Linked DNA regions of Homo sapiens: all the other regions are linked to region 2. A link is an interaction called in ENCODE POLR2A ChIA-PET data of the cell type or tissue named here. Cell type or tissue: HepG2. All regions are shown on one strand. Region 1 has its middle 25 kb from the start of ELF3. Region 2 overlaps LOC105371684 (a long non-coding RNA gene). Region 3 overlaps ELF3 (E74 like ETS transcription factor 3).

What was found. ChIA-PET counts read pairs that join two places held together with the same protein. Peaks named below come from ENCODE experiments on the same cell type or tissue, not always from the same donor. Only the 100,000 strongest peaks of a DNase experiment are listed, where the experiment ranks them.
Region 1: POLR2A ChIA-PET joins it to region 2 with 30 read pairs; 9 of 35 experiments call an interaction of 5 or more read pairs at or near these places.
Region 3: POLR2A ChIA-PET joins it to region 2 with 21 read pairs; 12 of 35 experiments call an interaction of 5 or more read pairs at or near these places.

What each region holds. Positions count from the first base shown.
Region 1 is chr1:202,031,591-202,039,590 of GRCh38, reverse strand. No RefSeq gene overlaps it. Among named protein-coding and RNA genes, the nearest start is that of ELF3, 25 kb to the right of the region's middle. In HepG2, no CTCF peak of the experiment used is centred here; a DNase peak (open chromatin) is centred at 4,550; H3K4me3 peaks cover 906 bases.
Region 2 is chr1:202,080,843-202,088,842 of GRCh38, reverse strand. It overlaps LOC105371684 (a long non-coding RNA gene), which reads left to right. Exons shown (of 2, transcript XR_001738375.2): 2 at 952-1,116. Among named protein-coding and RNA genes, the nearest start is that of GPR37L1, 38 kb to the left of the region's middle. RefSeq lists a cis regulatory region at 1,703-1,714 and enhancers at 1,637-1,781, 2,663-3,422, 3,423-4,182. In HepG2, no CTCF peak of the experiment used is centred here; DNase peaks (open chromatin) are centred at 2,742, 3,382 and 6,649; H3K4me3 peaks cover 1,701 bases.
Region 3 is chr1:202,014,688-202,022,687 of GRCh38, reverse strand. It overlaps ELF3 (E74 like ETS transcription factor 3), which reads right to left. Exons shown (of 9, transcript NM_004433.5): 9 at 5,505-7,479. The coding sequence ends at 7,365. Among named protein-coding and RNA genes, the nearest start is that of ELF3, 8.1 kb to the right of the region's middle. RefSeq lists an enhancer at 3,987-4,755. In HepG2, no CTCF peak of the experiment used is centred here; DNase peaks (open chromatin) are centred at 3,417 and 3,807; H3K4me3 peaks cover 1,123 bases.

The DNA.
Region 1 (8,000 bases), 49 kb after region 2:
TCAAGCTCCACCTCCAGGGTTCACGCCATTCTTCTGCCTCAGCCTCCAATGTAGCTGGGACTACAGGCACCCGCCACCATGCCCAGCTAATTTTTTGTATTTTTAGTAAAGACAAGGTTTCACCATGTTAGTCAGGATGGTGTCGATCTCCTGACCTCGTGATCTGCCTGCCTCGGCCTCCCAAAGTGCTGGGATTACAGGCGTGAGCCACCACGCCTGGCTGTAGGTCCCATTTTAAAAAAACAGTTCTGTGGCATTAAAGTATATTCACATTGTGGAGGCTGAGCACGGTGACTCACACCTGTAATCCCAGCACTTTGCAGGGCTGAGAATCACTTGAACCCAGGAGTTTGAGACCAGCCTGGGCAACAAAGGGAGATCTCATCACTATACAAAAGCTAAAAATTATCTGGGTGTGGTGGTGCATGCCTGTAGTCCCAACTACTTGGGAGGCTGAGGTCAAAGGTCACTTGAGCCCAGGAGATTGAGGGTGGGGTGAGCCATACCACTGCACTCCAGCCTGGTCAAGACACTGCATCTTAATAATAATAATAAAAAAAGGATAGCCACATTGTGGTTCAGCCATTTCCACCACCCATCTTCAGAACATTTTCATCTTCCCTAACTGCAACTCTGTACCCATTAAACACTAGCTCCCCATTCTTGCCTCGCCACATCCCCTCCTAACAGCTCCTACCAACCACCATTCTACTTTCTGTCTCTGTAAATTTGCCTATTCTAGGTATCACATAGAATAATTGTTCTTTCATGTCTGACTTGTTTCACTTATGATGTAAAGGGGAGTCTATTTAAAGAGAAAACATCAGGCTAGGTGCAGTGGCTCATGCCTGTAATCCCAACACTTTGGGAGGCCAAAGTGGGTGGATCACTTGAGGTCAGGAGTTCAAGACCAGCCTGGCCAACATGGCAAAACCCTGTCTCTATTTAAAATACAAAAACTAGCTAAGTGTGGTGGCGCACACCTGTAATCCCAGCTACTTGGGAGGCTGAGACAGGAGAATCACTTGAACCCAGGAGGAGGAGTTTGCAGTGAGCCAAGATTGTGCCACTGCACTCCAGCCTGGGCAACAGAGCAAGACTCCATCTCAAAAAAATACAAATAAATAAATAGAAAACATTAAAATATATTAGAATTTAGGATGTCTGCAGATGTGGCAATGGTACAGGGTGACTAAAGATGGAAATTCAACAGGCTGTGAGAACAGAGGACTTCTCCCTCATCTCTGTCTGTGGGGATAACTAGATCTGCTAATCTGTGAAATTCAGGACACACGTTGGGAACAGGAGAAAGAGGAGGTGGAAAAGGGGTCAAATGCAAGCTCCCCATCCAAAGAACCAAGCAGGTGCCACTGAGCTCTCCTGGGAGCCTTAGTGCTCCCAGGCCTTTGACACAGGGCTAGCCATCTGCTCTGTACACACCTGACAAACAGCTGATAGGTGGCCCATCTGTGGGCTGCATTAGAAGCCTGCTGGTGCCATTTTCTCACACTTATCTGACTGGTGTGGGAAAATGGCACCAGCAGGCTTGGAATGTGCCCAAACAAAGCCATCCAAGGGACCTCGTACTGTTGTGGATCCATATACATCCCAGAAACCAAGTAGAACCCAATGACTAGATGTCCCATATCTGAAGGTTCTGAGTCAGCAGCAGTGATAATACTTAGGGCAGGATCTGTGCAGTGAAAAGACTGAGATTGGGAAATCCCCAGGGACTTGGGCTGAAAACAAAGCCATTTCCAGAACAGAGAGGGAGCCAATCTCCCTGGAGGACTGAGGTCCTTGCAGAGAATCCTCACTCAAGGTTGCAGTAGGCAGACTCCTCATATTAGTCCGTTTTCGCACTGCTGATAAAGACATACCCGAGACCGGGAAGAAAGAGAGGTTTAATTGGACTTACAGTTCCATATGGCTGGGGAGGCCTCAGAATCATGGTGGGAAATGAAAGGCACTTCTTACATGGCAGCAGCAAGGGAATATGGGAAAGAAGCAAAAGCAGAAACCCCTGATAAACCCATCAGATCTTGTGAGACTTATTCACTATCCCGAAAATAGCACAGGAAAGACGGGCCCCCATGATTCAATTACCTCCTCCTAGGCCCCTCCCACAACACATGGGAATTCTAGGAGATACAATTCAAGTTCAGATTTGGGTGGGGACACGGCAAACCATATCACTCCTACCACTATGGTCTCTAGGCACAATGATCCAGAAATACTGGGATGTGAGATTTCTCTCCAAGGAGCACGTTCATTGCCAGGGATGGGCCCTCGTGCTGAGTGGCCCTGTGTGCCCCAGGCCTGTGGAAGGTGCTACTGCTCCATCTGTGCCTTGGATACCTCCATGCAGCCCAGCCCTGCAAACCAATTGATTATCCTTCCTGATTCAGTTGATCTCTAACTAGCAGCCAGGCCTCACTCAATGGTGCGGTTCACTGGATGTCATCTGCTAATCTCACACGCTATAAAGCCTTGAGAGAAGGGATCACTCTGTTCTCTTCCCACTTTGTACCTTCAGTATCTAGCACAGTACTCCATAGATAATAGTAGCTCGTTAAATATTTGTGAATAAATCAGTATATACATGATCATCAATCCTGATGTGTTTTATTGAATGTCTTTCTTTTATAGTTTTTTTGTTTGTTTTTTTGAGACAGGATCTCCCTCCCTCACCTAGGTTACAGTATAGTGGCGAAATCGTGGCTCCCTGCAGCCTCAACCTCCCAGGTTCAAGCGGTCCTCGCACCTCAGCCTCCTGAGTAGCTGAGACAACAGGTATGCACTACCATGCCAGGCTTTTGTTTTGTTTTGTTTTGTTTTGTTTAGAGACAGGATCTCACTATGTTGCCCAGGCTGGTCTCAAACTCCTGGGCTGAAGTGATCTGCCTGCCTCAGCCTCCCAAAGTGTTGGGACTACAAGTGTGAGCCACCATGCCTGGCCCCCCCATTGTGTTCTTTCAAGATTTGTACCTATACACGTGTGTAATACACACCACACATCTTTACATACATATATGTATAATTTGTTAGCTTTATGATTTTAAAAATCCAGAATCTTGTGATGTTTCTGGAGAAAAAAATTCATATTTTAATATATAATTTGCATTTGCATTGCTAGAGGACTATTTACCAACTCCTAAAGTCAGTACATCTGAAAACAGAATGTGTCATGGAAAATAATTCTCTTTTAAAAATTCACAGCAATTAGGACATATCTTATTTTGAAAACGGAAACATGCTGTGTTCACGCCTGTAATCCCAGCACTTTGGGAGACCCAGACAGGTGGATCAGTTGAAGTCAGCAGTTCAAAACCAGCCTGGCCAACATGGCAAAACCCCATCTCTATTAAAAATGTGAAAATTAGCCGGGCATGGTGGTGCGCGCCTGTAATCCCAGCTACTCTGGAGGCTGAGGCAGGAGAATCGCTTAAACCTGAGAGGCGGAGGTTGCAGTGAGCTGAGATCATGCCACTGCACTCCAGCCTGGGTGACAGAGCGAGACTCTGTCTCAAAAAAAAAAAAAAAAAAGAAAGAAAGAAAAAGAAAAGTAAAAGGAAACAATTCAAGTGTGAATGGAGTCATAGTGGAAAAAAAGAGTTCCAGCCAAATTCTTTTCTATGCAGCATTCCCTGTGGGCAAACATCTCTTAATGAGAGGAATTCCTACTTTCCCAAGTCAAGAACTTGCTGCTCCAAGTTGCTAATATTATAGTAGTTCTATATTTTATATCAACTCCTGGATCTTTTTCTGGGTTGGGAAGTCCTTCTGGTGTCATGGGTAATCTAAACACTAATGAATAGAGCAGGTAGGATGCTGAGACCTTCAGGGGTAAAAAGCAATTTTTAAATATACATCTAAGTTTATTTTTTTTGTTTTGTTTTTGTTTTTGTTTTTGAGACAGAATGTCACTCTGTTGCCCAGGCTGGAGTGCAATGGTGCAATCTCAGCTCACTGCAGCCTCCGCCTCCCAGGTTCAAGTGATTCTCCTGCCTCAGCCTCCCGAGTAGCTGAGATTACAGACGCCTGCCACCACACCCAGCTAATTTTTGTATTTTTTAGTAGAGACGAGGTTTCATCATGTTGGCCAGGCTGGTCTTGAACTGCTGGCCTCAAATGATCCACCCGCCTCAACCCCCTAAAAGGTACTGGGATTACAGGCAATGAGCCACCGCGGCCAGCCTAAACATACATCTAAGTTTAGATGGAAATGTGTACTTAAAACAACAATAGATGAATAAAAAGCCACCCAAGCTTAGGCAAAATGGAAAATGTTATTTGCCATCGGAAGCCTTCCACGTCATATGTATATTTATATATGCTGTAGACAAATTTTTATGACACTTGTGAGCAGTGATGCAGATAAGAGGGCAGTGGCCAAGGACGGGGCGGTCACATACCCCAGCCCCGGCTGGGGTATGTGAACCCGCATACTAGGGTATGTGACCATGCAGCCCCTTGCCCTGTAGGCCTACACCCCAGGACGGGCCTTTGAGGCCCTCCAGGATGAAGCTGGTTAATCATTCACTCTGCTCCCAGGGTGAGGTAATCCAGTCTCCCCAGGGAGAGGTGAAACTTGCGGGTAAACCAGCCCAGCCTGCACTGCAGGGCTGACGTCACCGTCACTGAGCTAGCGAGCTAGTGGAGGTTGCTGCTGGCCAGGCCACGGGTGGGTGGGGAACCTGCGGTCGGGGGTGGGTATGGGGAGTGGAAGGTTGGGGAGGGTTCTCTTGAGCTGAGGGCACATTCCTGACTAAATTCACCCCGAGGCTGCTCTGGTGGAAACCACCAGCTGGTCCCAGGGCCCTGGTGCTGCAGAAAGAACGGCAGGCTGAAGGAAAGAGATCTGTGAGGGCTCCTCCACCTAGTGTGAGGGCCACTTGGTGGAACGGGGCAGCAGGGTGGAGGGGAGTGACTCTGTAGATGGTGAGAACATGGGAAATCCTGCGGAGAAAGCCCTGATTTAGGAGGCTACAGACCCTTAGTCCTGGCTCTGCCATACCACGCCCCATGCCCTGCTGGGCGCCTTCCACCCCCATTCCCCAAATAAGGACAGACCATACGTTCCTTGGTGCCCTCTCTGTGCTTTTAAGTGCCAGCTTCTTACATAGATGATCTCATTTCATCTTCAGAACAACCCCAAGAGATGGCTGTGAGGATCAACCACATGTGAGAGGTGGGGAAGCTGAGGCAGGAGCAGTGGGTACTTACCACGGATTACCCAGCAGTCAAGGCTGACTGAGGACCTTAACCCAGGCAGGCTGACTCTGGCACCCGCAGCCACAATGCCATCCTGCCTGGGTCCCAGCTGACCTCTTCTGGGACCTGTCCCCCCCACCCTCCCCCGTCTGGCATCTCATATCCTCCTCCTTCCTCTCTGCCTTTTCATATCCAATTCCTTGGAAGCCCTAGTTCTCAGAGAGGAAGGCTTATGAAGCGTTGATTCACACAGCTTCCCCATCCAGCCCAAGGGTATAATGAAAAGGAAAAGCCAATCAGTAGCAAAGAGGTCAACCTTTTGCCCATTGATTAGAGCTAAAGGTCCTCAGCCTTGCCAGAGGTCACCAATCAGAGGTTCAAAGATGATAATTAGTGGTCATCAATTTCTTGATGAGGTATCAGGTAGATGCATTCATTTATTCGATAAATTGTTTATTGGATGTCTTCAGTGGGATACACATTGTGAGCAAAGCAGGCAAAATGCCATGCCCTCACGGAGTGTTCATTTTAGTGGGGGGAGAAAGACAATTACAAACAGCAAAAATAGATAAATATTTTGTGTGTCTGAGCATGATAAATGCTATGGAGAAAAATAAAACCAAGAAAGAAGATAGGAAGGCGGGCAGGGCTAGGGTGGGCAATGGGTTACAATTATTTTTGTGTTTTTTTTTATTATTATTATACTTTAAGTTATAGGGTACATGTGCACAACATGCAGGTTTGTTTCACAGGTATACATGTGCCATGTTGGTTTGCTGCACCCATCAACTCGTCATTTACATTAGGTATTTCTCCTAATGCTATCCCTCCCCCAGCCTCCCACTCTCCTTTTGTTGCTGTTTTTTTTTTTTTTTTAAGAGACTGGGTCTTGCTGGGCATGGTGGCTCACGCTTGTAATCCCAGCACTTTGGGAGGCTGAGGCGGGTGGATCACGAGGTCAAGAGATCGAGACCATCCTGGCCAACATGGTGAAACCTCATCTCTACTAAAAATACAACAATTAGCTGGGCATGGTGGTGGGTGCCTGTAATCTCAGCTACTTGGGAGGCTGAGACAGGAGAATTGCTTGAACCTGGGAGGTGGAGGTTGCAGTGAGCTGAGATCGCACCATTGCACTCCAGCCTGGGCAAAGAGTGAAACTCCATCTCAAAAAAAAAAAAAAAAAAGAGAGAGAGACTGGGTCTCGCTCTGTTGCCCAGGCTGGAGCGTAGTGGTGCAGTCATAGCATACTACAGCCTTTCTCTCCTGGGCTCAAGCCATCCTCCTGCCTCAGCCTCTTGAGTAGCGAGGAGTACAAGCGTGCGCCACCATGACTTAAGTTTGTTTTGTTGTTTTTTGAGACGGAGTCTCGCTCTGTTGCCCAGGCTGGAGTGCAGTGGCACAGTCTTGGTTCACTGCAGCCTCTGCCTCCTGGTTCAAGCGATTCTCTTGCCTCAGCCTCCTGAGTAGCTGGGTCTACAGGTGTGCACCACCACGCCCAGCTAATTTTTGTATTTTTAGTAGAGACAGGGTTTTACCATGTTGGCTAGACTGGTCTTGAACTCCTGGCCTCAAGTGATCTGCTTCCCTCAGCCTCCCAAAGTGCTGGGATTACAGGCATGAGCCACTGTGCCCAGCCCTTGCTAACTTTTAAAAATTTTTTGTAGAGACCGGAGTCTCCCTATGTTGACCAGGCTGGTCTCAAACTCTCGGCCTCAAGCGATCCTCCTTAGGCCTCCTAAAGTGCTAGGATTACAGGTGTGAGCCAAGACCGGAGTCTCCCTATGTTGACCAGGCTGGTCTCAAACTCTCGGCCTCAAGCGATCCTCCTTAGGCCTCCTAAAGTGCTAGGATTACAGGTGTGAGCCGCTGTGCCCAGCCTGTTTTTAAGATGGGAGAAATTATAATACGTTTATATGCCAATGTAAATAATCAAGTAAAAAGGAAATTTTTGAGAAGGGAGAGAGTTGCTGGAGCACTGTCCTTGGGTAGGCGAGATGGGAGGGGATTTAGTGCACAAGCGGAGGGGTTAGCCTCAGCCAGGAGCTCAGCCAGTCATCTGCAGTAACAGGAGAGAAGGCAGAGGGTTTAGGCGTGGAGGCTGGTAGGCGGGTGGGTGCAGGGGTGAGACATTGGAGGGAGTCCTCATCTGGTCGCTTCCATTTTCTCAGTGAACTAAGAGGCAAGATCCTCCACCAAGTGAGAAGTGGAAAGCAGATGAAGTTTTGATGAGAGAGAAGGTATAAAATATTCCTCTGAGAAAACAAGAGGGTGAGTCAACTTGGGAAAGGTAGTATGATTGTCAGGTAACACTAGGGCCCACATGAAATTCATGATCAATAATTTAGAGAAGCGTTTCTCAATCTCAGCACTGTTGACATTTTAGGCCAGTTAAGTGTTTGTTGTGGGGAGCTGGCCTGTGAGCTACAGGATGCTTAACACGGCTGGGCTCTCTACCCACTAAATACCTGTAGCACCTACCCTCAGGTGTGATAATAAAAATGTCTCCAAACACTGATGTCCCTGACAGGGGCGGTGGCGGTGGGGGTGGTGGGGGGTGCCAGGTACAAAGCTGCTCCCTACAGAGAACCACCAATTTAGACTGAGAACAGTCAATGTGTCTGTTAATCAGCGCAGGTGCATACTCAGAACGGACAGAGGGTTGGATTTTATCAAGATTGTGGTTCTGCCAAGTGAGAAACACAAAGCAAAAGGGGCCAAGAGAGTTCAGGGTTTCTGAAAGAAAGTGATTGTAATGTCCGATCATAGAATGTAATCTGGGTAAA
Region 2 (8,000 bases):
AGTGTGTTTTCAGTACAATGGCTGCTATGTTTTGCTGTGGTTATAATTTAGTCCCTTTGGGGAGGCCGAGGCATAGATGAGAGATGACATGAAGGTCAGGATCTGGTGCTTGAGACACCTCAGGGTCCAGCCCAGGTCTCACTCTCCTCCCCTCCCTTCCCTTCCCCACAATTGGCCTTCTCAAGGAATGTGGCTCTTACCTTCTCATAGGGTCCAGGCATTCTATTTCTCTCCATTTAGGGAAAATAGAAAGTCCCCTGTCACCAGACAGAAAGTACTCTGCTGAGGAGAGCATCCCTCGAATCCGATTGCTCAGAGCCCAGGGCACCCATATGGCCCTGTCCCACTGATTCCTCCCTCAGTATCTCTGACCCATTAAACTCCCTGCTTACCTCTGCCCTCATCTCTCAGCCTGCAGCAAAGCAAAATCCTGGCCAGATAACTTCCCATGGGCAGCAGAAGCTGGACAAAGTCCTTGGGCAGCCATCACCATGGTGACGAGCTGGAGAGAGCTGGCCCAGAGGAGAAGGCAGATGTCTCAGTCTATCTCCCCCACCCCTTCTACCCCTCTGTCCTGTCTTCCTAGCTGCCTCTTTCCCTCTGCTGTGCTCTCCCTGTGTCCCTAACTAGCCCTCTTAGGTCCCCTTTCACTTGTTCCCATCTTTTTCTGAAAAGGGGCAATAGAAATGAACATGACTTATCAAATTTGGAAAGCTGGTAATAGTTTTATACACACATGCACACACACACACACACACACATATTCTTCATCTCCTCTCATCTTTTCCTCCCTGTCTCTGTCCCTGCCTATTTCTCTGGACTGACTGCCCTCCCTCTTCTTCATTTCTCACGCTCTTCATTCTCTTTCCTCTTCCCAGATCTGTTTCAGGCTATCGCCTCCTCCCTTTGACAAGACAGGAGTGATCTGAGCTCCCCTCTTGCCATCTGCAGGAATGAGATGCCTGAGTAGCCCAGGAGGATGCTGCCAAGGGGCACAGCAGAGTTCGCCTTGAAGCCACAGACTGGACCTTGAATTCCAACCCATCTGCCTGATCAGTCATCGATGCTCCCCATGCCTCAGTTTATCAATAAAATGATGTGTTGTGATGACTAGTACATATGTAGATTTCAGCTCATATGAAATCATAGGGACCAGCCTGGCCAATATGGTGAAACCCCGTCTCTACTAAAAAATACAAAAATTCGCTGGGCATGGTGACGTGTGCTTGTGGTCCCAACTACTCGGGAGGCTGAGGCAGGAGAATCGCTTGAACCTAGGAGGCGGAGGTTGCAGTGAGCTGAGATCACACCACTGCACTCCAGCCTGGGTAACAGTACAAGGCTCTGTCTCACAAAAAAAGAAAAAAAAAAAGAAATCATAGTTACACCATAAAGAGAACAGCTGATGTCCCCCAAACTCATCTGTTCTCACCTACTGCCTAGTCTGTCTGGGTCCTCAGTCTGAGATCAAGAGGCCACTCATATATTCCTGATGGCCCCCAGCCCTGGACTCCACCAGTTGCCTCCCAGGGGAACATCCCTCCCTCCCTCCCCCATACACACCCTCTGGCTCCCTCTGCCAGGGTAGCAGCCAGCCATGGCCGGCCTGAGCAGGACTGGGTTGGGAACATCTCCAGCCCCCTTCATGGCCCAGTGTCAGTTTCAAGCCCTTCTGGGGTGGGAGGAGGCTAGGGTGGGGCTGCCAAAGTCAATACAGCCTGTCTTCACGGGCAGGGACCGGTTTGGCACCTGCAGGCCTGGTTTCCAGCTCACATGCTTGAGTCTTGACCTCTCCTGGGGTCAGCTGGAGTTCCTCTCCCTCCAGTTCTCCAGTCTAACGTGTCTCTGCCTCTGCCCTGCAGTCTGGTCATTGCTGTTCAGGACCATAGACCCTCCTGCCATTCCCCACCCCAAACTCCAGACCAGCCCCTAAAGAGCTTTTACCCTCACACCCTCTAAACTTACACCTAAAATGGAAACTACCTACTACAGACACAACTGATGGTTACATTAACGTGACTTTGCTAGTCCATGGTCTTCATTAGCATAACTTTATTATTCCAATAGACTCCGCCCAGGTAAAAGACCTGATTGTTCACTAGGGGAACTTCCCACAAAACCATCAAATCTTCAATGGAAGCATCTACTTTGAGCTTGCTTCCTAACATTGTTTGAATCCCTTGTCTCAAAAATCCTGGCCTTGATGTTTGTACCAATTCTTGACTGTGAAATGGCGATCCTTACCCAGTCCTAATCAAAGCCCCTGCACTGCAAGATCCATCTTAAACCAAACTTCCAACAACCTTACCTTCCCCACTTGGAGAGACTGCCAAATCTCTGTCTCCCTCACCAAGGTGAGCAATAAACTGTGCTTTGTGATATCAGTAGATTGTACTAGTGATTTTGAGGAGCTGGCATTTAACACTTTCTACTTACCTTCCCCCTAAAATGAGCCATTCTGGTCTCCACAGGTGCAGCCCCAATAAGATCCCAAACCTGGCCTTCATCCTCCTAAACAGATGTGTTTCTGGAATTTCTCAGGGTCAAGCCAACTCCCTGCACTATGGCTGCCTCTGACTGGGAGGCCAGCCTAGGGCCCAGCCCACGCCTCCTGACATGTGGACAGAAGGAATGGGAGGCAGGGAAGGGGCTGGATTTAACTAACAAATGGATGAGGGGGGCAGAAGCCCTCACCAATCCAGACTTCTCTCCCAAGCAGGAAAGGGGAGCAAAGCAAAGTCCTCACGCTCTCCAACAGTCGGATTTGTTTTGCAAACTCTGAGGTCATCCTATGTTCAGGCCCCAGGGAAACTGTGAGGGCTGGGGGGAGGAGGAGGAGGCAGCTCCACAAGGGACACACACTGCTGCATCCAGACTCACTACCTCGTCCCCATCCCAACGTGCCCCTTCTTCATGCCTACTTCCAAATGCTCTCTAAGTTCTAACTCCCACTCTGCACAGCAAATCCTGCTCCCTACCCTGCTGCCTGTTTGATAGATGTGGAAACCTGCCAATGAGGAGCCAGCCCTTCCCCAAATGTAGGGGGGCACTAGATACCCCAACATCGGCCTCGACAAAGATAAAACTGCATGCATTTTGAGCATGAGGCTGGAGCAATTCAGAAAAAAGCCCCCTTTCACCCCTGTCTGAGGCCCCTGTGCCAGCAGCGGGACATCATTAATGCCCTTTGCCCATCATGGGCAAGCTCAATGGGAGCCAGGCAGCTGCCTCACCCAGCACTGCCCTGCCCCTACCCCCTTCCCTACCCGGGGTGGGGCTGTCCTTCCTCTCCCCGAGTGCCTCCTGGGGCTCGGGTCCCAGGGCTATACAAAGAGTCCTTTGTCTGTGCTGGAAACAATTGTTCTCCCCTTTATGGAAACATGGGCTGTGTCTCATAATCAAGCCTTCAGAGGCTGGATCAAAGTGCACTGCAGCTTGGGTGCTGGGGATTATGTAGTTGCCCTCGAAGCCACTGACAACCTGTCATCTGCTCCTAATCTTTACCTGTTCCAAACCCACTGAGAACACCATTTCTTCCATGGGCTGGGCCTGTGTGAGCCCTTGGAGAGGGAAGGGAGCTGGGGGGGACAGGAGGAGGACCGGGTGGGTCTCCCCCTCCTGGCACCCAGGGCTCAGGTTACAGCCCCTGACAACACAGCATTGGGTGTGAACGTGCAGGGAGGCACTACCTGGTGAGAAAGGGAGGTGCCTGATTTGGCCCAGGGCCACCCCCCATCTCCGGGATCTTCAGTCAAGGGGGGAACCACCCTTCAGACTCACAGGGGCCTCTTCTCCCTATTTGCTTTGGCGTGGAGTGAATCTCTGCCCAGAGACACATGGGACGGGGTCCCTGTTCTGCCCACAGCTCTCTAGCCCTCTGCCTGTCACCACCCAGCCCCTTCCCACCTCGCGATTCCTCCTCCTCCTCCACCTTGTGGCCCTCCCCACCGTCCCCTGCATCGCCCACACAGGAAAGACTGGCTGGCTCCACTCCCACGTGGGCCTTCCCTTCTCCATCAAGCCAACGTAACCAGGCCTGGAGGCTGAAAACATGCAGGCTCCAGACCACAAACTCCTCCTTTGCCTCCAAAAACATATCCACACACCTTTTCCAGAACGCAACAAAAACAAGTCCTAAATCACTCACCTGGAGATTAAAACCAAGTCTGTCCTCCAAGGTTGGAGCCTTTCTGGGCTAGTGCTACAATCGGTGCACAAAAATCACATTATTAGAACTGGACAAGCTCTTAGGGACAAATTTAGGGGCTTGTGAACCTGTTCCTCTCAGTCACACGCAAAGTTTTGTGCACCAACTCATTATTCTGGAGGTATCTATAGATTATGTTGGTATTTCTTTTTTTTTTTTTTTTTTTTTAGACGGGGTTTCGCTCCTGTCGCCCAGGCTGGAGTGCAATGGCACGATCTTGGCTCACCACAACCTCCGCCTCTCCGGTTCAAGTGATTCTCCTGCCTCAGCCTCCCAAGTAGCTGGGACTACAGGCATGCGCCACCACGCCCAGCTAATTTTTGTATTTTTAGTAGAGACGGGGTTTCACCATCTTGGCCACGCTGGCCTCGAATTCCTGACCTCATGATCCACCGGCCTTGGCCTCCCAAAGTGCTAGGATTACAAGCGTGAGCCACCACACCTGGCCTGATTCTGTTAGTATTTCAAACATAATTTAAGAATCGGCCTTGGCCAGGTGTGGTGGCTCACACCTGTAATCCCAGCATTCTGGGAGGCCAAGGCAGGCGGATCACCTGAGGCCAGAGTTCGAGACCAGCCTGGCCAACATGGTGAAACCCTTGTCTCTACTAAAAATACAAAAATTAGCCAGGCGTGGTAGCAGGCGCCTGTAATCCCAGCTACTCAGGAGGCTGAGGCAGGAGAATCACTTGAACCCGGGAGGCGGAGGTTGCAGTGAGCTGAGATCCTGCCACTGCACTCCAGCCTGGGGGACAAGAGGGAGACTTCGTCTCAAAAAAAAAAAAAAAAAAAAAAAAAAAAGAATCGGCCAGGTGCGGTGGCTCATGCCTGTAATTCCAGCACTTTGGGAGGCTGAGGCGGGTGGATCGCCTAAGGTCAGGAGTTCGAGACCAGCCTGGCCAACATGGTGAAAACCCGTCTCTACTAAAAATACAAAAATTCACCCAGCATGGTGGCGCATGCCTGTAATCCCAGCTACTGGGGAGATTGAAGCAGGAGAATTGCTTGAACCTGAGAGACGGAGGTTGCAGTGAGCCAAGATCGTGCCATTACACTCCAGCCTGGGCGACACGAGCGAAACTCCTTCTCAAAAAAAAAAAAAAAAAAAAAAAATCCATGTAGTCCAGTCCATATCCTTTTACAGATGGGGAGACCGAGCCTCCGAGTGAGAAAACTTTTGTTAGGTCTCCTAACCCCCAGGCCACAGACAGATCCCTGCTCTTTCCTGTGTAGCTTGTCTCCCTGCCAGCAATCACCCACAGGGGTTCCTGGCTTTTTGCAAAGATCACCGTTAATTCAAATGTCTGGGAGACCCCGTCCTTCCCCGGAGGAAGCTTACAATCAAGCGGAAGTGGAATACGTAAGAACTGACAAGCCAGTGATGGCTGAAGGTGGCTGACCAGGCACAGTGGCTTACTCCTGTAATCCCAGCACTTTGGGAGGCCTAGATGGGTGGATCACTTGAGTCAGGAGTTTGAGACCAGCCTGGCCAACATGGTGAAACCCTGTCTCTACTAAAAATACAAAAATTAGCCAGGCATGGTGGCATGCGCCTGTAATCCCAGCTGCTCAGCAGGCTGAGGCAGCAGAATCACTTGAACCCAGGAGGCAGAGGTTGCAGTGAACCGAGATCACGTCACTGCACTCCAGCCTGGGCAACAGAGCAAGATTTTGTCACAAACAAACAAACAAACAAACAAACACACAAACAAACAAAAAAGCTGATAGCCCGGGATATGAATAAATGCAGAGTTCAATGCAATGCACTGAGATAGCATCAAAAGCAGGCCTACTACAAATACACATGAAAACTAGTCTTCCCAGGCCGGGCGGTGGCTCACTCCCGTAATCCCAGCACTTCAGGAGGCTGAGGTGGGCAGATCACCTGAGGTCAGCAGTTCAAGACCAGCCTGGCCAACATGGCGAAACCCCGTCTCTACTAAAAATACAAAAATTAGCGGGGCATGGTGGCATGCGCCTGTAATCTCAGCTACTCAGGAGGCTGAGGCACGAGAATTGCTTGAACCTGGGAGGTAGAGGTTGCAGTGAGCCGAGATCACACCACTGCACTGCAGCCTGGGGAACAGAGCAAGCCTCCATCTCAAAAAAAAAAAAAAAAAAGAAAGAAAACTAGTCCTCCCAAAAAGGCAGTCCAGGGACCTCTGTCCCACCTTCAGGTCTGGCTGGCTGTGGGACTGTGGGGTCAAGGCTGGCCCGCTGACCAGAACAGAGCCCCTGACTGGGCTTTGGTGTGCGTCCTGCCCCCAGGAAATTAGTGTTCTGTTCAAGAGACAGGACACAAGGCCCCCCGACAGCAGCCAGAGAGTTCAAACCCTCCATGGCTCTGCATCTTACCTGTAAAAGCCAAAGTCCTACAAAAGCCCGGTGCTATCTGCCCCTGCCCTAGACTTCATCTCCACCCCCGCACCCTTGGCTCTGTTCCATCTGCACAGGCCCCCTTGGCTTTCCTCACAGGAGCCGCACATTCCAGCTGCTGGCCTTTATAAAGGCAGAAAAGTGTGATCACTTTTCTCACCCACCAGGAGGTTAACAAGAGAAAACGTAACAGATTTATTTAATCAAAGTTGGGTTTTGTTTGTTTGTGTTTGTTTTTCCTCACTCTGTAGCCCAAGCTAGAGTGCATGGTGGGATCTCAGCTCACTGAAGCCTTGACCTCCTGGGCTCAGGTGATCATCCTACCTCAGCCTCCCGAGTAGCTGGGACTAGAGGTGCACACCACCATGCCTGGCTAATTTTTTAAATTTAATTTTCATAGAGACTGTGTCTCACAATGTTGCCCAGGCTGGTTCAAGCAATCCTCCCACTCAGTCTCCCAAAGTGCTAGAATTACAAGTGTGACCCACTGGGCCTGGACTATTTGATCAAAGTTTTATGTGTTCACAACCAGCCTGGGCAACATAGGGAGACCTCATTTCAATAAAATTTTTAAAAAATTTTGAGACAGCCTTCAGAAATGAAGACCCAAAGACCTGGGGAAAACTGTCTGAGTTTATGCTTAAAGGTTGATGAGGAATGGTAGCTGTGTAGAAATGTGATTGGATGAAGGGGTATGATCTAATGCTCAGTGACTGAGAGAGGAAACAGCAAGGCCTGTCTGCTTGATTCTCCTTGGCTTCTCTGTGTAACCTTTCTTTCTTTTTCTTTTTTGATATGAAGTCTCACTCTATTGCCCAGGCTGGAGGGCAGTGGAATGATCTTGGCTCACTGCAACCTCCACCTCCCAGGTTCAAGCAATTCTCCCACCTCAGCCTCCTGAGTAGCTGGGATTACAGGTGCATGGTACCACACCCGGCTAATTTTTGTATTTTTGGTAGAGACAGGGTTTCACCATGTTGGCCAGGCTGGTCTCAAACTCCTGACCTCAAGTGATCTGCCCGCCTTGGCCTCCCAAAGTGCTGGGATTACAGGCGTGAGCCACTGTGCCCAGCCTGTGTAGCATTTCTTCTTCCTAGGCATGAGGAAGGACCCCTCTGGGATGAGGGTCTTTAAGGGAGAAGGGAGAGAGGGAAAATGACCTCTCTAGGTTTTGCTTTCTGGGAGAGGGATTCTAGTTTCTATGGCCTTGGGGAAGAGGAATTCTGGTTTCTGTGACTTGCCTTGAAAGAGAAAGGTGAGCAGCAGGGCAGGAGGTCAGAGAGACTCTGCTTCCGAGGCCTTCCCATCTCCTTTAGTTCAAAATACTCAGCATGCCTTACTTTGGGGAATTGTGTTCTGAGCCCTGCCTGGAAGTCTCTTCTCTGAGGTGGTTCCACAGCTCTATCCTCAGGCCAGC
Region 3 (8,000 bases), 66 kb after region 2:
GAGAGGTTTATATAGATGTCTTTGGAATTTCCTAGGCTCTAGCCTAGGCTTTCTTTCTTTTCTTTTCTTTTTTTTTGAGATGGAGTCTCACTCTGCCACCCAGTCTGGAGTGCAGTGGCATGATCTCAGCTCACTGCAACCTCTGCCTCCCAGGTTCAAGCAATTATCTGCCTCAGCCTTCCGAGTAGCTGGTATTACAGGCAGCTGCCACCATACCCGGCTAATTTTTTTGTATTTTTAGTAGAGACGCGGTTTCACCATCTTGGCCAGGCTGGTTTTGAACTTCTGACCTCATGATTCATCCGCCTCAGCCTCCCAAAGTGCTGGGATTACAAGCCTGAGCCACTGCACCAGGAATTTTTTTTTTTTTTTTTTTTTGAGATGGAATCTCACTCTGTCGCCTGGCTGGAGTGCAGTGGTGTGATCTCGGCTCACCGCAACCTTCTCCTCTCGGGTTCAAGTGATTCTCCTGCCTCAGCCTCCAAAGTAGCTGGGATTACAGGCACCCGCCACCACGCCCGGCTAATTTTTGTATTTTTACTAGAGATGGGGTTTCGCCATGTTGGCCAGGCTGGTCTCAAATTCCTGCCCTCAGGTGATTTACCCGCCTCAGCCTCCCAAAGTGCTGGGATTACAGGTATAAGCCACCGTGCCAGGCCATAGCCTAGGCTTCCTACTCCCCCTGGGTGACCTCTTCCCTACTGGGTCTTCTGCACACAGCATGGAGCCATGCACACAGCAGACAGTTAATGAACACAGAGAGAATGAATGATGTATGTAAAGCAATAACTTGACACATTGCCTGGCACCTAGTAGATACTCAGTAAGCGGTCAGCTGTCAACATGAAGCTCAGGCTCCATTCAACATGATTTGTGACTTTGAGCAAGTTACCTTTCTTTTCTGAGCTTCAGTTTCCTCATCTGCAAAGTGAAGAGTGTTCTACATTGAGTGCTCTGTCCTACAAATCACTGGTAGTTATGATGTAGGGAGTAAATTTTTTTTTTTTTTTTTGAGACGGAATTTCGCTCTCGTTGCCCAGGTGGAGTGCAATGGCGTGATCTCGGCTCATTGCAACCTCTGCCTCCCAGGTTCAAGCGATTCTCCTGCCTCAGCCTCCCAAGTAGCTGGGACTACAGGTATGCACCACGACGCCTGGGTAATTTTGTGTTTTTAGTAGAGACAGGGTTTTTCCATGTTGGTCAGGCTGGTCTCGAACTCCCGACCTCAGGTGATCCGCCTGCCTCTGTCTCCCAAAGTGCTGGGATTACAGGCATGAGCCACTGCACTTGGCCGATGTAAGGACTAATTTAAGGTGCTTGTTCTTCCTGAAAAGAGATGGGTTGAGGGGGAAATATATGCAGAGCTATTACATGGACAAATGAAGTTCTGCCAACTCTCCTCCCTCAGCAGAGAGAGGGGATGGGACAAGACTGCTGGGCAGTGGTGGCATCTTTGGACACTCTGGGTTAAGCAGCCATTTACAGCCCAGAAGACCATGCAGAGATAGTCCAGTGTGCATGAGGGCCCATGCTATGCCATGCACTGAATTGGGTTAAAAGTCAATGGTTTTGGAAGTAAGAAAACTCAATACTTCCCAGTAAGTATCAGAGGCTCTGGTGTCCACCCCAGGCCCTCATAATAGAAGGAACTGGCTGGGCTTCCATACTCATGAGCATCCTCCCATCCCCCCCAACCCACTTCATTAATTTACTTGTTGACATGCCCAACGAGCCATCCTTTTGCCAAGTAGAGGGGGTACAAAACATGCTCCTAGTCTGGGAGCAGTAGGTGAGAGAAGCATAGATGTTTTTAACCAGGGGTTGAAAACTTAGTGCTTCTGGGGCCACACAGGTACTGCATGGTGGAGATGGTGGTAAACTACATGCAAAGACTATATGGAGCAGCCTCACTCCACTGTGACAGATTGTGGTCCAGGGAGAGCTGACCTAGCTGGGCCAAATTTTCTGATTCTTTTTTTCACATTTATCTTTATTTTTAAATTTTTTTGAGACCAGTTCTCACTCTGGTGACTTGTAGGACAAAGCACTCCAAGTAGAACAATCTTCATTTTGTAGATGAGGAAACTGAGGCTCAGAAAAGGAAGGTAACTTGCTCAAAGTTACAAATCATGCCCCGGCTGGATCGTGCAATCAGAGGTTACTGCAGTCTTGAACTCTCAGGCTCAGGTGATCCTCCTGCCTCAGCCTCCTGAGTAGCTGGGACCACAGGTGCACACCACCACTCCTGGCTAATTTTTAAAAAATTATTTGTAGAGACAGGGTCTCCCTGTGTTGCCCAGGCTGGTCTTGAACTCCTGGGCTCAAGTACTTCTCCTGCCTCGGCCTCCCCTTGTTGCGATTTCAGGCGTGAGTCACCTGGCCCAGCCAATTTTTTAAAAAGACAAGCCACAAATTCAGGTTTTTTTTCTGAGAAAATTTTCCTACTTTTAAAAACTTGACAACTTGGGCCAGGCGCAGTGGCTCACACCTGTAATCCCAACATTTGGGAGGCCAAGGCAGGCAGATCACGAGGTCAGGGGATCGAGACCATCCTGGCTAACACAGTGAAACCCCATCTCTACTAAAAATGCAAAAAATTAGTCGGGCGTGGTCATGGGCGCCTGTAGTCCCAGCTACTCAGGAGGCTGAGGCAGGAGAATGGTGTGAACCCGGGAGGCAGAGGTTTCAGTGAGCCGAGATGGCACCACTGCACTCCAGCCTGGGGGACAGAGCATGACTCCGTCTCAAAAACAAAAAGCAAAAAACTTGACAACTTGTTGATTTTTTTGTGACTGTGGCAAACATATCTGTAGTAGAAGGCATGGTGGGTAGTTCAGTGGAGCTCTTATAGGCCAGTGGCAAATGGAGGCAGGGGTGGCTTCCTGAGTGCAACCTGTGCGGTGGTCCCACAGGGCCCTGCGCTTGGAGGACTGCACCTCGCGCATGGTTCATGCTCTTCTCTGCTGTTGCCATTTTGAAATTTTTAATCGTTCTTTTTTTTTTTTTTTTTTGAGATGGAGTTTCTCTCTTGTTGCCCAGGCGGGAGTGCAGTGTCATGATCTTGGTTCACGGCAACCTCCGCCTCCCAGGTTCAAGCGATTCTTCTGCCTCAACCTCCAGAGTAGCTAGGATTACAGGCGCACACCACCACGCCCAGCTAATTTTGTATTTTTAGTAGAGATGGGGTTTCGCCATGTTGGTCAGGCTGGTCTCAAACTCCTGACCTCAGGCGATCCACCCGCCTCGGCCTCCCAAAGTGTGGGATTACTGGCATGAGCCACTGCGCCCAGCCTAATAATTCTTTAACAAGGGCCCAGGCTTTCACTTTGCACTGGGCTCTGCAAATTACCAGGCCTGTCCTGACTGGAGGCAAGGGCTGAACCCATCTGGTGGGGGAAAAGGGCCAAAGAGGAGGTCAGGAAATGCTTCATAGAAGGACCCCGAGGGAGGAGGTGAGTCGTGCAGGCAGGCCTGGGTGTGGCTATGTGAGACTGTGAGGTGGGAGTGTGTTGCGTGCGCTGGTGTGTGCAAGTGTGTGAGGTTGTGAATACGGTCCATGCGAGTGTGTGAGAGCAGGCAGCGTCTGCAGTGCGTGCAGGGGCATGTGAGTGAGGGCTTGTGAATATTTATCTTTGTGAGTGTGAGTGTGTGTGACTTTGGTTCCCATGAGTGTGTATGAATGTGTGTGGTGTGTGGGGGAGGTAGTGGCCAGGGCAGGGAGAGTCACGGGGCCATTTAGCAAATATTTATCGAGCACCTCCTCTGTGCCAGGCGCTGTGCAAGGTGCTGAGGTGAGTAAGCCCCAGCACTTGCCCAGAGGTGCTCACAGCCCGGCGAGAGAGAGAGATGTGTAAACAGACAACAGCAGAGAGAGAGAGCAGATTGAAACCAGACTCCTCAGAAATGCAACCCCTTCACCCACTTCCCCCAGGAGAAGCCAGACTTCCCCAGAATTGGTGGGACAGGTGGGGCTGTGGGATAAGCCAGGAACTGTCCCAGGGGGCCAACCCCAGCCCCTCCTCAGGCACACCCAAACACGACGGGAGGGGTGACCTCCCTCTGACCTGCTCAGCGACACACCCAATCCCACAGAAGCAGATAAGAGGTGACCAGCAGCTCCGGCAGGGCGGGATATAAACAGCCCGGCCCTGTGGCTTCCTCCCCACCCCCACTCCCCAGCCCAGGACACACCTGAGGGGATGCAGACTCTGGTGGGCGAGAGACCGGGCCGTCTCCTGCTAGGAGGCCCCTGGGCTGGTGAGAGTCGGGGTAAGGGTGACTGGTGCCCGACAGAGAGGGCAGCACGGAGGCCAGCCCAGGGGCCCGTGCCAGGACTCTGCAGCATCCTGAGGGGTGAGAGGGCAGAGAACTGTTGGGGAGAAAGGCGTCCCTCCCAGAGCTGCCGTCTTCCAGGCTGTCCCAGGCGCTGCCCTGCAGAGGCCACCTGCCCAGGTGGTCTCACTGAGCTGCAGCGTGGAGGCAGGCATGCTGTGAGCTGGCCCCGCTCTCACCCAGTCAGTGACTTCAGCCCACCACTAGCCTTGTCAGTAAAATGGGGACACCTGGTCTCCTCAGCGAGCTGTGGGGCGGATCAAATGAGATAATGGGATGAGGAAAGCGCCTCATAAACTGCAAATGGCAGGGCAAAGGTCAGCACGCAGCGGGCAGCACCTGCCCCCAGCCCTCCAGAAGAGGGTGAAGGGGCTGAGCGCCATATTCCCAGCCCTCCTCCCTGCTAGGATCTCCTTTAGAAGCTGAAGAGGCTGGGAGTCAAGGGAGGCTGAACAAGCATGTCCCGGGCTCTAGAGGCCCCTCCCCCACTTCTTGGCTAGGTGACTTCAGGCCACACTGGGTCACCTCTCTTCTTTTTTTTGAGACAGAGTCTCCCTGTGTCACCAGGCTGGAGTGCAGTGGCATGATCTTAGCTCACTGCAACCTCCGCCTCCTGGGTTCAAGTGATTCTCCTGCCTCAGCCTCCTGAGTAGCTCGGACTACAGGCGCGTGCCAGCATGCCCAGCTAATTTTTGTATGTTTAGTAGAGACGGGGTTTCACCGTGTTGGCCATGATGGCCTCGATCTTCTGACCTCGTGATCCTCCCGCCTTGGCTTCCCAAAGTACGAGGATTACAGGCGTGAACTACCGCGCCCAGCTGGGTCACCTCTTTTAAGGGTGCAAGGACCCCGAGATATTGTGGCTAGGGAAACTAGACCAGAGTCTAATGCATAATTTCCAAGAAATGGGGTCATTTTTAGACTAAGTAGCTGTGAAAGCTTCCCCAGCTTCTGAGGCTAGACCTACGCCCTGGCCCGCATCCCCTTTGTCTAACTGGCTCACACTTCAGAAGGGAAATGTAAGTAAAAGCCTTTTTCCAAATGGCTCCAGGATTCTGGTTTCTCTCATGACCTCACTTTCCTCTCCAATCAACTTCCCCACTCTCCTTTTCCACCATTCCTTGCTTCTCCAGAGCAAGCTGCATTTCCAGAAATCCACACACAAGCTTTAGTTTTTCTAAGATCCCTTCTTTATCCACATCACTTCAGCCAACAATCTGATTGGTATTTCCAAGACAACAGAGCAGTATTTCAAACTCATGAATGGGATTTTAATGTGCTGTATGGAATTTGAAGCCTCAAACTTAAGGAACTTTCCACCTGGAAAGCATTCTTAAGTAACATCAATGAACTGTCCTCCCTAAAACCTAGACACAGTATCACTGTGGAAACAGAGTAATAGTTCTGGAATCGATTGAGGATTAGGTTAGAAGCGCCCACACCAGGAAAAGCTTCCGGGAAACGGTTTTAGGACAGAATCAAGGCACACCTGTGGAACCTCTTTCTGCATCTGTCAAATGGGGACGCTGTGTCTCCTCTCTTCTTAGGAGAGGATTAAATGAGCCAGAGTGGGCTAGCACAGTGCCTGGCATGAGACTACAGTTTCACTGGGTGCTATACTCACTACCTGGGTGACAGGATCATTCGCATCCCAAGCTCAGCATCACACAATATACCCATGTAACAAACCTGCGCACGACCTCCTAAATCTAAAGTAAAAGTTGCAATTAAAAAAAAAAGAGAAAAAGACTACACTTTCAACAAATGCCAACTCCTTCCCTCATTCTTTCTCAGCAAGTACTCATCTCCATTTTGTTTTGTTTTTTTTTTTTTTTCCTTTACAAGATCCTAACTCTGATTTTGTCAGACTCAAAAGCTGGGATTCATATTACAGATATACAGTTTACAGCACACTTGGCTGGAATGCAAAACCATCTATTCCACAAGGCCAGCCATGCAATTCTAGACATCTTGAGAACATCAGGTCCAAACCCTAGCCTAATAGGAAAAATCAGTCCTAAACAGGACAGACTTGGTCAAGGTCAAGGTCACTCGAGCGGTGTCATGACAGCAGGATGCTTCTGACCTCAGTGTTCTGAGTTCATGTCCTTGCTTGCATGAAGTCTTGTAAGCGTTCTCCAACAGTCTCAGCTGCTTCCTTTGCTCGCCTCCCAGCCCAGTCCATGTGTCTGTAAGCCCACACCTGCTACAGGAAATCTGTAACTCCCCTCTTCGTCAGCCTTTGCCCTCACCCTCAGCCTGGTAGACCTTCATTTTCCTCCCCTCCAACCTCTTGACCATATTCGATCCAAAGGCCCAAATTTCAGTACACAGGTAGCTAAGACAAAGGTTAGAAAAAGCCCAGAAGGCACTTTATTGGAGGTCTCTGCCTCCATTCACAGGAGAAAGGAGCTGGGAGCCCCATCCTAAGGGTCCCAGCATCAGCCCACTGGAGGGCCTGGAACAGTCCAGCACTCTGTGGGAGAGGAGTGGGGAGGGGAATGTTTTAGAAAAAATAGATCTCTATGTACATCTGACATATTTATATAGCACATAAATTAGGGAGTGCTCTGACCCCTGCCCGTGGAGCCCAAGCACTGAGCAGGGAGGTGAACGCCAGTCCAGAAAGAAGGTGCTGGAGCCCCTGCTCTGTCCTCTCCATCACGGTGCTCCCCTAGGGCCTCCCCAGGCCTCCTTGGCTCAGTCCAGGTGTCTGCAGGAGGAAGGTGTTGTCTGCATTTAGTGTCTGAGACTGGGTTTGAGGAGGCACCAGATAAAAGGAGATACACTTGCAGCTATAAAGTCAGCTTCAAACCCCAGGGCTTGTAATTCCAAGAGGAGGGTGGGGAGGCGAGGCCATAGTCTCCGAGTCCCAGGACGATGGCTGACAATACACCAAAACATCAGCTTCTCTCCACAGCACAGCTGGGAGCATTCCCCAGTGGAGGGGCCATCTGGCCTGCCTGTCCTCCCAGGAAGGTTTGCAGGCCTCGAGTGGTCCGTGAGTTTGGTCCCGGGTATAGTTCCAACCCTCAGTTCCGACTCTGGAGAACCTCTTCCTCCTTCCAGCCGCTTGAGTTTTTGCCAAACTTGTAGACGAGTCGCCGGCCATCCACCCGTTCCAGGATCTCCCGTTTGTAGTAGTACCTGGGTGAAGAGAAGGATGGTCAGAGGTGCTTTGGCAGGAAATGGGCCCCAGGCTGCCAGCCCGCCCACCTGGCCCGCGTTACCCCCAGGTAACCCATGCCCACTGGTCTCTGCCTGACTAAGCTGAGCCTGACTCACACTTCCTAAACTCCTCTGTTCTTCACACTGGCAAGCAGAAGCTCTTTCCCTACACTGGCCTGTAACCGTGCCCAGGACACAGGGCTCTTTGCCTTTGCTTCTTTGTATCCTATGGCTGTGACTGGGGTCTGATCATTAAATTACATGACTTTTAAGGCCAGGGAGCTGGGCACGGTGGCTCACACCTGTAATTCCAGCACTTTGGGAGGCTGAGGCGGGCGGATCACTTGAGGTCAGGAGTTCGAGACCAGCCTAGCCAACATGGTGAAACCCCCGTCTCTACTAAAAATACAAAAATTAGCTGGGCATGGTGGCAGGTGCCTGTAATCCCAGCTACTTGGAGGCTGAGGCACAAGAATCACTTGAACCCGGCAGGCAGAGGT